Regions from separate parts of the Homo sapiens genome. Here region 2 is linked to region 1. A link is an interaction called in ENCODE POLR2A ChIA-PET data of the cell type or tissue named here. Cell type or tissue: Panc1. All regions are shown on one strand. Links, peaks and the distances in the headings refer to the core of each region. The heading gives the core; the rest is flanking DNA.

Region 1 (7,952 bases), core at 2,713-5,212:
ATAGAATACATAAGCTACAGAAAGGCTAATCTTTCTCGAAGGAAAAAAAATCAATTACACATTATACCCAAACACAAACACTAAAACAACAACCACTACTACTAATTACTAACAATTACACACTACTCTATACTATATGCCAGGTACTGTTGTAAACCCTTTTCATGTTAATCTTCTAATCTAATTCTTGAAATTAATCTATCATAGGGACTAGTCTTATCCCATGTTATAGGTGAGAAAACTGAGGCATCAGAGAGACTGAGTAGCTTTGCCCAAGATAACACAGCTATTAAAGATTTGAACCCAGGCAATCTAGCTTCAAATCTATGTTCTTTACCACCATATATACTGTTTCTTGATTTTTCTCTTATAATGACAGATTTTTGCATTCTACTCATATATTAAATTTTGGCTGTGTGTGTCACAGAGGGGCCTAAACGGCCAGAGGATATTTATCACACAGTTGGATGAAGACTCTCTATATCGCCTATCCCACTAAGACTACAATTCCAGTCCACAGAGTGACTATCATTCCCCTTCTCCCAACACATTTTGCCAAGTGCTATTCTACTTCCAAGCCTTTGCTCAATCTATTTGCATTACTTAAAATGCCCTCCCAATCCGTCATCCCTTTGCCTATTTCCAACCAATCATGCCAGGCCAAGTTCACATGCCACATCCTACACAAACCTTCCTCAAATCCCTCCAGCTGGAATCAATCTGCCTCTCTCCATACTTCTGTGATTCTCTTCACCATTCCATCTTTCCCTTCCCAATGTAAAATTCTACAAAGCAGGGACTACATCTGGTCAATTCTCCCTTTTTATTTGATATCCTCTATAGTACAGAAAAAGGTTATTGCCAAAAGTAGTTGTTCAATCAACAACTACTGAAGTTAAGAACATTGGGGTGTTAAAGCCTTCTCTGCCAAAATGCAACCCCAAGGAGGCAAACTGGAAAATATCAAAGATTGAGAAAAATTCACCCTATCATGAAACTACTATAAGCCCCCCTGTAAACCTATATCTAAAAACCTATCATTAAGATACACTGTGGTTTGTGAAATTTCAGCATTTATTCCAGTAGGTCCTTTTATGGTCTGAATGTGCACACTGTGTGAAATGAAGGAGGAAATTTTTTGGGAAACTATTTAAAATATTTGGTAAATACTGGGAACACAAGGTCACATGAACTACAAGGAAAAGGCCTGAAACTCGCTAGTACTTTCATAAGCAGTGTGGGTGCTAACTGCAAGCAAGTCAGACAGGTGGCCAGCCTCTGTCTTTAACAATTCCATTGTTGCCGGGAGCAGTGGTGTATGCCTGTAATCCCAACCGCTCAGGAGGCAGAGGCAGGATCGCTTGAGCCTGGGAGTTCAAATCCAGCCTGGGCAATATAGCGAGACCTTGTCTCTTGAAAAAACAGAAAAGAGAATTCCAGTGCCTTCTCCGACCTCTTTTTTTCCCCCTTCAGTTGGTTTTTCCCAAGTGATTTAAGGATTGAATCAAAGCTAAGCAGCTCTTTGCTTGTTTCGTTAGCAGCTCATGACTGCATTAATCACAGGCACTACTGCGGTGAAGATGAAATATTCCTTTTGCATTTTCCCCAAGTAAGTGTGGAAAGATGTAGGAAGAAATCCAAAGGTAGTTATAATTATTAACCAGATGGAAATAACACATCGTAGATTCTGTGATGTTTTTGGTAAAAGTACATTCATGTGTCACCAGAAGGAACAAGATTGAACAAAGATGACTCACTGCCCTTAGCACCTGCATAGCAGACGTAGAGAGTTCCCATCACCTCTGTAGCAAGGGTGTGAAATTGAAATCTACCCTCATTAATTCTTCTGCCACTACAAAGGACCCTCACCATGGGGAGCCTCTTATAGAAAGCATTCTTTTCTGGAAAACTTTGTATATTTCAAAATAACTTAAAGAATATAAGTGGATTATTTGTAACTCAAAGGATAAATGCTTCAGGGGATGGATACTCCATTCTCCACAATGTGCTTATTTCACATTGCCTGCCTGTATCAAAACATCTCATGTACCTCATAAATATATACACCTACTATGTACCCACAAAAATTTTAAAAGATAATAAAATTTTTGTAATTGTCACCAAAAACAAACGAACAAAAAAGACACTGACATTAAGATATTTCTGATTGGGCTTCATTGATTCCTTAAGATCCAGACTCATGAGGAGCTCCTAGAAATCGCTCGGACCTAACACAACTGACAAATGGGAAACAACCATTCTTGAACACAGAGAAAGTTGAGCGTCAACCTCCAGCCATTCTCACTGCAAACGATCTTTCTGTCCTATTTGCAGGGTTACCCTGCACTAAACAGCATACAGTTACAGGAAGCAAGAAATATTAAGCTCCTCCCAGGCTTCTCGGAGCCAGTCCCAGGGTGGTATTAAGTGGCATTCCCGGAGAAAAGAAGTTGCTCTTAATGCAACCTCACACGTGATCGATCTTTTGACCATTAGTAACACCACCAGCATATGGAGACATCTTATTGTTCACCTAAACAGCCAGCCTGTTGGCATATATACACACCTGACCCAGAAACTAGGTGACAAGTATCCCAAACGTGTGAAAAGCATGGAAAGTGAAGTTGCTGACCTAATTTGCCTATGTGAGAACCCTTTCAAAAGTCATTCTTCTTAAAATCTCATTTATAACAGACATCTCTGAACTCACAAGTTTAAGAAAATCCCTTGAAAGTATGCAAAAACCACGAACAGAACAAACCTCATCACACTGTAATGAAATTCACAACCTACTCACAACATAAAGAACACTTGGCCATTGTTGCTGTGCAGAGCCTTAACAACTGGTCCATACCAGGCATTCCCTGTTACGCCCTTGCACTAAAGACTTGCAATTTTGTTTTGATACGGAGTCTCGCTCTGTCGCCCAGGCTGGAGTGCAGTGGCGCGATCTTGGCTCACTGCAACCTCCGCCACCTGGGTTCAAGCAATTCTCAGCCAGGCATGGTGGCTCACGCTTGTAATCCCAGCACTTTGGGAGGCCGAGGCGGGCAGATTACCTAAGGTCAGGGGTTCAAGACCAGCCTGGCAAATATGGTGAAACCCCGTCTCTACTAAAAATACAAAAAAATTAACCGAGCGTGGTGGTGCATGCCTGTAATCCTAGCTACTGGGGAGGCTGAGGCAGGAGGATCGCTTGAACCCAGGAGGTGAAGGTTGCAGTGAGCCAAGATCGCACCACTGCACTCCAGCCTGGGCAATAGAGAGAAACTCTGTCTCAAAAAAAAAAAAAAAAAAAAAAAAGAAAGAAAGAAAGAAAAAAAGAAAAGGACACAGGAGCATTGCCCATTAGATGAGCAGAGCATTTTCCAGAGCCATTTCTTCAATTCCATCACTAGACACACAGCTGCAAGCCTAAAGTAATATGCACACTTTAAATCAAGGAAGAAGTTTAGTAAGAAGGCTCTTAGTAACCTTCTGAGCATAACAGAATGGAATTCAGTATTGACAAGAGTAACAAATTTGTGGCGTGACCGGAAATTTGGAAGAGGTTGAGTTTTCCTAATATGATATTAAGCTAATGCATCGTGTTGAAAGTCATTCTGTACACCCAGAAGTGACATGTTAAGGGAATAGCATGATTCCTGATGTGCAGTTATTTACCCACGTTCTTTCCTCTCCAAGCCTACTCTGCTATACTCTCTCTATAACGCTGGGGCTAGAGTTTCACCAACTTACCTAGGTTTTCCAGACCCCTGTTGACTGACTCCCTGTTAACTTCTGCCAACAGGAAGTCCTAGAGAGAGGATGGAAGATGACAGGAGAGAAAAAGGGACTTCCTTCCTAGTTTCCTATTTCTGTCAGTATGCCACCAGCAGCAGCAGATGGTGGTTCCAGCCCCCATCTTCCGTTGTCACTCTTAGTGCCAGCCTCGCCACACCCCCTCACAGACACCGGCAAGCCGCAGGGCTTAGCCCCAGGTTGTCCTCAGGCTATACTGTGTTCACTCCCTCACTGGCTGGCTCCCAAACGCTGACCAGATGGGAGCCCTCTCAGTTGACTTGGCACCCACCAGGTCACAAACCCTCCCTAGGGGTTCAAACACTCACTGAGCTGCACCCACACCCTCAAACATCTGTACAGCAGTTCTGCAGTGCCTCTCTCGGAGGCCTGGAGACCAGCCCCACAGGAGCCCTGCACCAAGCTCCAAAACTGTGGTAACACCATCTCTTATTTTTCCCCAGCCCTGGAAGTGACAGTGTCTGCACTATCCTAGTACCCCATTTCCTTTGTATTTTGTCAGCCTTTGAACTCGTATATAACCCAATCCTCATATTCAATCTCTTCCATCTGAAATGCCTGGAGTAGTTTGTTTTTCTGACTGGACTCTGAGTGAGTCACCAAAGATAACGAAAAAGCATTTGATAAAATTCGACATCCAAGTATGATTTTTTTAAACTTAATACAAGAAAAAGATATAAATGTTTTCTCCACATGATAAAATATACATATTTCAATTCAAAAGCTAATATCTCGCTTCATGGACAAACATTAAGACACATTTCCATCAAAGCCAAGAGCAAACAAGGACATCCCTCAAACCAGCAACACATAGTACATAGTACACAGACTCCTTTGTACTGTAGAAGAGTGTTGGGATGCACTAATGACTCAACAGAATAAGAAAAAGAGCTAGAAATAAAAAATGAGGTCCTGAAACATTGTTCATTGATATGATTATCAGGAAAATATACTGAAAAACTATTATAAAGAATAAGAATAATTCAGTAAGATAACTGGGAACACAATTAGAATACTGAAAACAACAACCTTTGTATCTACAGGCAATCTTAGTTCACAGATGTGGTAAAGATCTCATTTAAAGCAACAGTGAAAAAAGATAAAATTCCTAGAAATAAACTTTAGAAATAAAACCATATGAAGAAAGTTTTATATATGAAGGGTTGAACAAATGGAGAAACATAACAAGTTCTTGGATAAAAAGATGCAACATAAAATCAGTTCTTTCCAAATTAATCTAGGAATTTAACACAATCCTGTGAAAATATTTATGGAATTTTTCTTGGGGAAGAATCAGGGAACTAGATATCAAGAGCTAGCTCACAGGAAATAAACATAAACAGCCCGTGAATATATGAAAGGACCCTCAACCTCACTCAAGAGAGATGCAGATTAAACCTACAATAAGATGCCATCTCTCACCTATCAGACTGGCAAAAATCCAAGTTTGACAATCTATTGAAAAGATGATGCAGAAACAGACTGGAACAAATGCAAAATGTTACAACACCTACGTAGGGAAGTCCAGCCATATCTATCATATCTTTTTAAATGCATGTGCCGTTTAACTCAGCAATCTTACTCTGGCAATGTCGTCCATAGACAAACTGGCACATGTAAAGAAATGACATGCATGGGGCTACTTAGCACATCACTGAGGAACAAAGGCCTGGAAAAAGCCGAAGTGATCCAGCAACACAGTACTGACTGAGTAAATTCTGGTAAATACACAGCCATGAAAAAGGATGAGAGCGGTCCCCAGGAAAATAGTACATGACAAAAACAATACACAAGTGGTAGACATAGGGTGCCGCCTTTTGTGTAAAAAGGGAGTTAACAAGTATTTTAGCATTTGCTTGTATTTGCATGTTGAGAACCATGGAAGGATCAATAAGAAACTAATAAAATAGCTACCAACTGCAGGTGCAAGACTTACTGAGTACTCCTTTTTATAGCACTTTGATTTTTGAACCAGTTCAATATATTACCCTAGTCAAGAGGTAGTGGTAATAACTAATAAATAAATTTTAAAGGCCAAGAATAATGGAATAAAGGTCAATGATACAAAAAGGCAGTTCAGTGGAAAACCAAATACGAATGACACCTAAAAAGATGTTTATCCAAAATCATAAGAGAAAAACCAATAAACCAAAAAGAGATGGCATGTATCCATCAATTTGTGAAGATCAAGAAATTTGATACTAAGTAGTGTTGATGATGGTATAGAGAAACAGCCACTCTCAGACATTGCTGGTAGGCATATAAACTAAAATAATCTCTATGAAGAGCTATTTAGCAAATTTCAATTTAAATTAATTTTAAATAAATTTATTTTCTTTATAAATTACCCAGTCTATGGTATTCTGTTATGGCACCAGACAATGGACTAAGACAGTAGAGAACACCAAGTCTGTCACTCTATTAAAAACAATGAATAACTGGCAAAAACTGCCAGAATCAACTGTTTCAGAACACTGGGAAATAATCAAAAGCTTACTACAAGCAAGGGAACACCTAATACAAAATAAACAGCTAAGAGAGAGTCATGGAATTTTAATTTACCCTGGTCCCATCCACTCCCCAGTTCAGCAGCAGCCTTGAAGGCAACAGCTAACATTCCAGTACAGGTACCTAGTACCACAGGGAGCAGAACATATCTTATTCTCAAAGAATTGTGGTTGACTGATTTGACCTGTCTAGTGGCTCCCTGAAGAACTGGCTCAAAGGATATGCCTGTCTTTTGCCTAACTCAGAACTCTCCCAGGGCTAAGGTAGATATCAAGGGTAGAAGTGTGGGAGTGGTAGAGGTCTACAGGGGAGGAGAGGTGGGGTGTAGGGGCATGCATTTGTTGAAAACATTTAATGTACTCATTGCTATTACCTGGGGCAAGAGACAAACAATGGACTAATGTAAACACTTGGGAGGAAAGGCTAAGGAATGAGATACTTTAGGGAATATGGGCTTCATTTGAAGAGCTCCTACATATTTTTGTGAATCAAGAAAGTCACATGCATGCCACAACTGGGTGCATGCTCAGAAAAGACCTAAGAGGGCCCTAAGCTCCTACCTCTGGCTGACTTTCAGGATCTTTGCAAACAGGAAGTAAAAACTAAGACAGAGTTGTAAAATGCCTGGCTGCACCTTGAAGGCGTGCCTCACAACATACACACAGCCCATCTGCAAAGACTGGGGGGTTTCTGTTGTTGTTGTTGTCATTCCAGACGTGTAAATAAATCTCTAGTGATTCATCAGCTGACCACTAAGCTAGTGGAAGAGAGGCCTCTGTGGCCACACATGACAAAGGATACAGACTTCACAAAATTAGTTCAGAAAAGTCCTAAATGAACAAGGCATAGCTATAACAAGCAGCAACAATCCACAGGGAGGGGGAGCATCTCATTTCCTAAGTTACCACATTATAATATACAAAAAATCCAGTTTGGAACAAAAAAATTACAAGACATAAACAAAAAACTATGGCCTATACCCAGAAAAAAGAAATTAACAGAAATTGCCCCTGAGGAAGCCTAGTCACTGGACTTACTAGACAAAGACTATTTAAATCAATGGTCCTAAATATGCTTGAAGAGCTAAAAACAAAAACAAAAGCCAGGTCTAAAGAACTAATGGAAACCATGAGAACAGTGTCTCAACAAATACAGAATATCAACAAAGTGACAAAAATTATAAAAAAGCAATCAAATAAAAATTCTGGGTTTGAAAAGTACAATAATGTAAATTAAAAATTCACGAGAGGCTCAACAGCAGATTTGAACAGGTAAAAAATGAAGTCATGAGAATAGATAAACCTGAGAATAGGTAACTTGAGGTTTTCTGGCTTGATGAACAGAAATAAAAAAAAATTTTTTTTAAATAAAGAGAGTCTAAGAAGTCTGTGGAATACCATCTGGCATAACATAAGCATAATAGGAATCCCAGAATGAGAGAAGAGAAAGGAGCAGGAAAATTATTTTTAAAAATAATGACTGCAAGTGTCCCAAACTTGATGAAAAACATGAATCTACACATTCAAGAAGCTAAACAAACTTTTAAGTAAGATAAATTCAAAGGGATACACACAGGAACACATTATAATCAAATTGTTATATGACAAAGACAAAGAGAGAATCCTGAAAACAGCAAGAGAGAA
Region 2 (6,152 bases), core at 2,880-5,379, 270 kb after region 1:
GCTGGGAGTATAGGCGTGAGCCACCACACCTGGCCAGAATGCTAATTTTCAAGTTCCTGTTAGTGTTATTCTGTTCTATTAATATTTGGTCCCACCCACTTGTTGAATTGAGTGCCCTTCAGAAGAATTAAACCAATTAGCAACAAATGACAATTTCTCCACAGCTCTGCTAGCATTGAATTTTGTGTGTTTTTGTTTTGTTTGGATGACTAACCGGTGCTTTAATGGTACCTTACGATTGTTTTCATGTGTGTTTCTTGACTTCACTCTGCGTGGTTGGTAAGACTTCAAGAGCAGAGCTGGAGAGGGAAGGATAGGGGTAGGAAGGGCTCTGACCCAGCATAGGAAGTTGAGTAACCGCTTAGCACGGTGCAAATTAGCCTGCTGGCTGCTCTATCCAAGAACTGCCTGAGCTGGGTGGGGACTTCCCAGAGCGCCTGTAATGCTGAGATCTTTCCTCCAGGCAACTCCTCCTTGGTTTAGCCTCTGATACAGCCAAACCTCTGGATTCAGGGAAACCTAAGGAAGCCAGGCAAGAAGGGTCCCGCAGCCTGTGCCTAGTCTAGCCCCAGCCTCATCTGGATTAAGATGGGAGGGAAATATTGGCTGAGGGCACCCAGCCAGTATGAAGACAGCTAGAATGTAAACCCAGCACAGTAAGGGAGAGAGTATCAAGGCCCAGGACTTTAGAGTGCCTCACCACCACCACCCCGCCGCTGGGCAGCCTGAGGCTTTCTTTGCCTGGCACCACCATGCCTGGCTAATTTTTTTTTTTTTTTTCCAAGTGGAGACGGGGTTTTGCCATGTTGGCCAGGATGGTCTCAAACTCCTGACCTCAAGTGATCCACCCACCTCGGCCTCCGAAAGTGCTGGGATTACAGGCGTGAGCCACTGTGCCCGGCTATCCCCTCCTCTCTCTGGTTTCTTAACATCAAACAGGCCCACAGTGCTGGCTCACAGGGCCACAGTGATAGTGGGTTGGTGTCCTGGATCCCTCCCCCAGGAGCCATCACTGAGACCTTATGCTGTCAACACTGGTGGGTGAAGCAGCCCTCGTATTTTTCTCCTGAGACATCCAGAGCAGGGTAATTGGCAGGCGGGGGTGAGCACACGCTGGCTCACGCAGGCTTGGTAGGTGAGAGGTTTTCCTGAGGATGATGAAGTTGGAGTGTCCCCGGCTAGAATCCCTGAGGCAGGAGACTGGAGCCCTGTGGCAGCATTGGCTGAGAGAAGCCACTCCCTTTTTGCTCTCCCACTTCCTCACTGGTAAGATGTGGGGGTTGGGGAGTTATCGCAGAGGCGCTTTGGGTTTCAGCTGCTTTGCAGAAGTTATGGAAAAAGGGAAATGAGTCTTCCTGTCTCTCGCCCCCTTAACACTTCTTTGCCCCATTTAAGGGGTTTGTTCAACAGACTAGGAAGTATTTCTGCTAATTCATGCTGAAGTGTGATTGGCTGATAGGTGTGGTCTCAACCTCCCTCCTCTGCCAGTCACTAGTGTACCACTGTGGCCATCTTTTCCAGCCCCTCCTCTGCCCCTTGAGTATGTCTAGGTCCTAGAAACAGTGGTCAGGGCTCTTCAAGTCCTCTCGGTTGCCCTTGCCCACTGGCACACGTGGGGGTTGCTGTCTTCAGCAGAGCCAGCCACTCCGTCTTGACAGCCAGGGCAGAGATGTGGCTGGGCACACAGCAAGAATGTGACCACTGATGCTGGGATGTCAGAGTCTGTGCATCAACCCAGGGTTCTGAGTCTGGGCTCTCCCACCCTCATCCCCGGAGGTTCCTTCAGTCTGGGCCTCCTGGGGCTGAAAGGGAGGGAAAAATTGGCCTCAGCTGGAGTCCTGGGGCCAACCAGAGCCTGGGTGGAGTGTGAAAGTGGGCTTCTGGCCTTCACCCTGCCCCTGCCCTGCTGGTGACCTTGGACCATGGGGGTTGTCGGGGTGTAGATGAGCACCGTGAATCAGTCACAGGCCTTGAGCTTCTCTCTGCACAGTGCTGGCATCAGATGTGGGTGGTGATGTCCCAGCCTGGGAACACAGGAAACGCTCAGGGAAACCCCCATCAGACCTGCTGACATGGCTGAGGGCGCTGAGATGGTGCTTCCGGGGCCCTCACCTTACACAAAGAGGCCTTATAAGGAGAGAGAGGCTGCAGAGGCAGCCCCAGTGGGTGCCGGGTGCTTGTTCTGGGTAAGGCTGCCCACACGTGCAAAGTGTGCTTGTGGACACAGTGCGCTTGCGTGTGTGCAAGGCTGAACATACATGTGTGCAGGCCTGCAGTGTGCCTGTGTGTGAGGCTCAACACGTGCATGTGGGGAGTATGGTCATGTGTGCAAGGCTAAACATGTGCTTAAAGTGTGGGGAGGTGCAGTGTGCATGTGTGTGTGCAAGGCTTAACATGCAAAGTGTGCTTGTGTGTGTGAGGCTGAACACGCATGTGTTTGTGTGCGTGGCCTGACCCTGCGCTGCGTGTGTCTACTTGCTCAGCAAATGCTGACTGGGGACCCACCGGGGTCCTGTTCTAAGCATGGAGGAAACATGAGGTCCCTGCCCCGTGCATGTACACATGTGCATGTGTGTGTGTCCTGTGCTGCTCCAGGAATCTTCCAGGACATCCTGATACAAGTGAAAGCAAGCGGTTTGGATCTGGAGTGAGCAGGAGGTGGACAGGGCCTTCCAGGCAGTGAGCGCAGGGGGCTTTGTGTTGTGACCTCGGGCAGGCTGGTCACTGAGCCCTGTGGGGCCAAACTGCAGCCCCAGGCAAAGGTCGTTCTGCCTTTCCCTTGTGCCTGGGCCCAGATGCAGTGCAGGATGGGCCGGCCCCTGGGCAGGGCAGTGACGGGGCAGCCACCGGCCTCCTGGGGCATTCAGGGTTCCCAGTCCTGGTTGGCTCCCAGCCCAGGCCCTGAGACCCAACACAAAACTGCCAGTCTGGTGAGGGAGGCAGCCACATTATCTAATGGCTGTCACTGGTGACTCTGGGCAGGTGGCCTCAGCCCCCACATCTGTCATCTGGAGCTGACCTGGAGCCTGGCATCCCTCCCCAAGTGCAGCCAGGCCTCCCTGAAAGTCCAGGGCTGGTGGGAGTGTTGAAGTCAAGAATGTATACAGAGCACCTGGCCAGGCGCGGTGGCTCATGCCTGTAATTCCAGCACTTTAGGAGGCCGAGGCGGGCGGATCACTTGAGGTCAGGAGTTCAAGACCAGCCTGGCCAACATGGTGAAACCCTGTCTCTACTAAAAATATAAAAATTAGGCATGGTGGTGCGCACCTGTAATCCCAGCTACTCAGGAGGCGGAGGTTGGAGTGAGCCAAGACTGCGACATTGCACTCCAGGCTGGGCAACAGAGTGAGACTTCATCTCGAAAAAAAAAAAAAAAAAGGATACTTTTTTTTCTAGAGCTGGCAAGGAGGGAGTATCCAGAAAGTGCTGGATGGTACTAGTTAATACATTTTATTTTAGAGACAGGGTCTGGCTCTGTCACACAGTGGTACAATCATAGCTCACTGCAGCCTCAAACTCCTAGGCTAAGCAATCCTCCTGCCTCAGCTTCCTGAATACCTAAGAATACAGATGTGCACCACCACACCTGCAAATTTTTTTATTTAAATTTTTTGTAGAGATAGGGTCTCACTGTATCGCCCATGCTTGTCTTGAACTTCTGGCCTGAAGCAATCCTCCTGCCTAGGCCTCCCAAAGTACTGGGGTTACAGGCATGAGCCACTGCGCCTGGCCCTATTTAATAAAATTATTTATTTATTTATTATTTTTAAGTTATTTTTTCACACACATTCATTCCTAACCTTTTTTTTTTTTTTTTTTTTGAGACAGAGTCTTGCTCTGTTGCCCAGGCTGGAGTGCAGTGGTGTGATTTTGGCTCACTGCGACCTCTGCCTCTCAGGTTCAACAGATTCTCCTGCTTCAGCCTCCCAAGTAGCTGGGACTACAGGTGTGCGCCACCACGCCCAGCTAATTTTTGTATTTTTAGTAGAGACAGTCTTTCACCATGTTGGCCAGGCTGGTCTTGAACTCCTGACCTCAGGTGATCCGCCCGCCTCGGCCTCCCAAAGTGCTGGGATTACAGGCATGAGCCACCGTGCCTGGCCTCATTCCTAACCTATGTAATGATAATATTTTTGAGGGCTGGGTAGGGTGGCGTGAGCCTGTAGTCCCAGCTACTTGGGAAGCAGAGGCAGGAGGATCACTTGAGCCTGGGAAGTCGAGGCTGCAGTGAGCTGTGATCACACCACTGCACTCCAGCCTGGGCAACAGAGCGAGACCCTTTCTCAAATATACACACACACACACGTTTCTGAGAACGTACTCTGTTGGTCACTAATGGCAATGAAAAATTTGTTCAGCGGATATTTCTTGAGCACCTACTATGTGCTAAGCATTTAAGCAGTGGAAATAGAAACGAGAACAAGATAGAACAAAAATGTGTCTCTGCCAAGCTGGTTCTATTCCAGCAGGGGAGGAAGGCAGCGGGCCAGATCAGTGAGTGCATGTCTGATGGTGACTGCTGAGAAAATTTAATCGGAAATAGGGAATTACGAAGTGCCGGACCGTGGAAGGTGCTGCAGTTTCCAGGGAAGGCCTCCCCAAAAGTTGACATTTGAGTACAGACTTGAGTGGCAGCACCAGAGCGAGAGCCGTGTGTGCCGGTATCTGGGGGAAGAGTGTCACAGGCCTAGGGAACAGCCAGCACGGAAGCCCGAGGCAGGTGCATGCCTGTGTGCCCCAGGATTGGCCTCTGGTTGGCTGGGGAGGCCTGCTCCTCAAAGGGCTGGTATATCACATCCATCACAGGCTAAGAGTAACCGCCTCGTGGTTCCTCCTCATAGAGGCCAGGTGCGGTGTGTCATCTGCTTCCAGCTCTCAGCATCTCTGCTGGGAGGCAGGATTCCTGTTCCCATTTTACAGATGAGAAAACTGAGGTTAAAAGAAGGCAGGTGATGTGTCCCGGGGCATGTGGCTGGGCAAGCAGTGCCACTGGGCTCCTCCACTTCCAGGTCCCTGTGATGCTGGGAAACTGAGTCACGGAGGCGGGGAGAGATGTGTTTGAGGAATTGGGCTGAGACCGTGATCTCACCCCCGTCAGGCCTGGTGGGCTCCTTTGACACTCAGCGGCAGGTGGAGGAGGCTAGGGACAGGCTGGCAGGGGCTGAGCTGGGCTGACGGGAGGATGAGTCGCTGCCCTCTGCCAGGGTTCCCCTTCAGTGCTGGGGCTAGTCTAGAGGGCTGCAGTCAAACATCTCCCTCGTTCTGGCCGAGTGTAGTGGCTCACACCTGTAATCCCAAATACTTGGCAGGTGAGGAGGGAAGATCTCTTGAGCCTAGGAGCTTGAGACCAGCCTGGACAGCATTGTGAGACCCCCCTCTCTACAAACAAATCAAAAATTAGTTGGGCACAGTGGCACATGCTTGTAATCCCAGGAGTTCATGGCTGCAGTGAGCCATGATCACACCACTGCACTCCATCCTGGGCCACAGAGAGAGACCCTGTCTCAAGAAACAAAAATCTCCCTCCTTCAGTTCCCCAAGGCTGGGTCACCCTGGGGCCTCCCCAAGAGCCATCACCCAGGCCTCGCCTAGCCCTGTGCCTCCTCCCAGCCCTGGGTGCAGCCAGTGGATGTCTGGATGGAGAATGGGATGTATCTGTTAAATATCTGCCTTTGCCTCAGCCATGAGCCCCTGCAGACCGGCCACCTCCCTTCTCCCCGTCTGAGCAGTGTGGGGGAAGACCAGGGCTCTGGGCACGGCAGGGCCAACTGCCATGTGCTGGACACCTTTCTAGGTGGTTTATGAGATTACTTCATTTCTTTTTTTTTTTTTTTTTTCTGAGATGAGTCTTGCTCTGTCACCCAGCCTCCTGAGTAGTGGGGATTACAGGCAGGTGCCACCACACCTGGCTAATTTTTTTTTTTTTTTTTTTTTTTTTTTTTGAGACGGAGTCTCACTCTGTCGCCCAGGCTGGAGTGCAGTGGTGCGATCTCGGCTTACTGCAAGCCCCGCCTCCCAAGTTCACGCCATTCTCCTGCCTCAGGCTGGGACTACAGGTGCCCGCCACCACACCCGACTAATTTTTTGTAGTTTTAGTAAAGACGGAGTTTCACCATGTTGGCCAGGCTGGTCTTGAACTCCTGGCCGCAAGT

Evidence for each region. ChIA-PET counts read pairs that join two places held together with the same protein. Peaks named below come from ENCODE experiments on the same cell type or tissue, not always from the same donor. Only the 100,000 strongest peaks of a DNase experiment are listed, where the experiment ranks them.
Region 2: POLR2A ChIA-PET joins it to region 1 with 15 read pairs; 3 of 35 experiments call an interaction of 5 or more read pairs at or near these places.

Annotation. Positions count from the first base shown.
Region 1 is chr7:99,105,333-99,113,284 of GRCh38, forward strand. The region is part of intron 1 of SMURF1 (SMAD specific E3 ubiquitin protein ligase 1); the gene reads right to left. Among named protein-coding and RNA genes, the nearest start is that of SMURF1, 35 kb to the right of the region's middle. RefSeq lists enhancers at 3,535-4,037, 6,589-6,658. In Panc1, for the core only: no CTCF peak of the experiment used is centred there; no DNase peak of the experiment used is centred there; H3K4me3 peaks cover 579 bases; H3K27ac peaks cover 1,597 bases.
Region 2 is chr7:99,379,042-99,385,193 of GRCh38, forward strand. All of the region lies in intron 1 of ARPC1B (actin related protein 2/3 complex subunit 1B), which reads left to right. Among named protein-coding and RNA genes, the nearest start is that of ARPC1B, 7.4 kb to the left of the region's middle. RefSeq lists enhancers at 956-1,275, 1,876-2,195. In Panc1, for the core only: no CTCF peak of the experiment used is centred there; no DNase peak of the experiment used is centred there.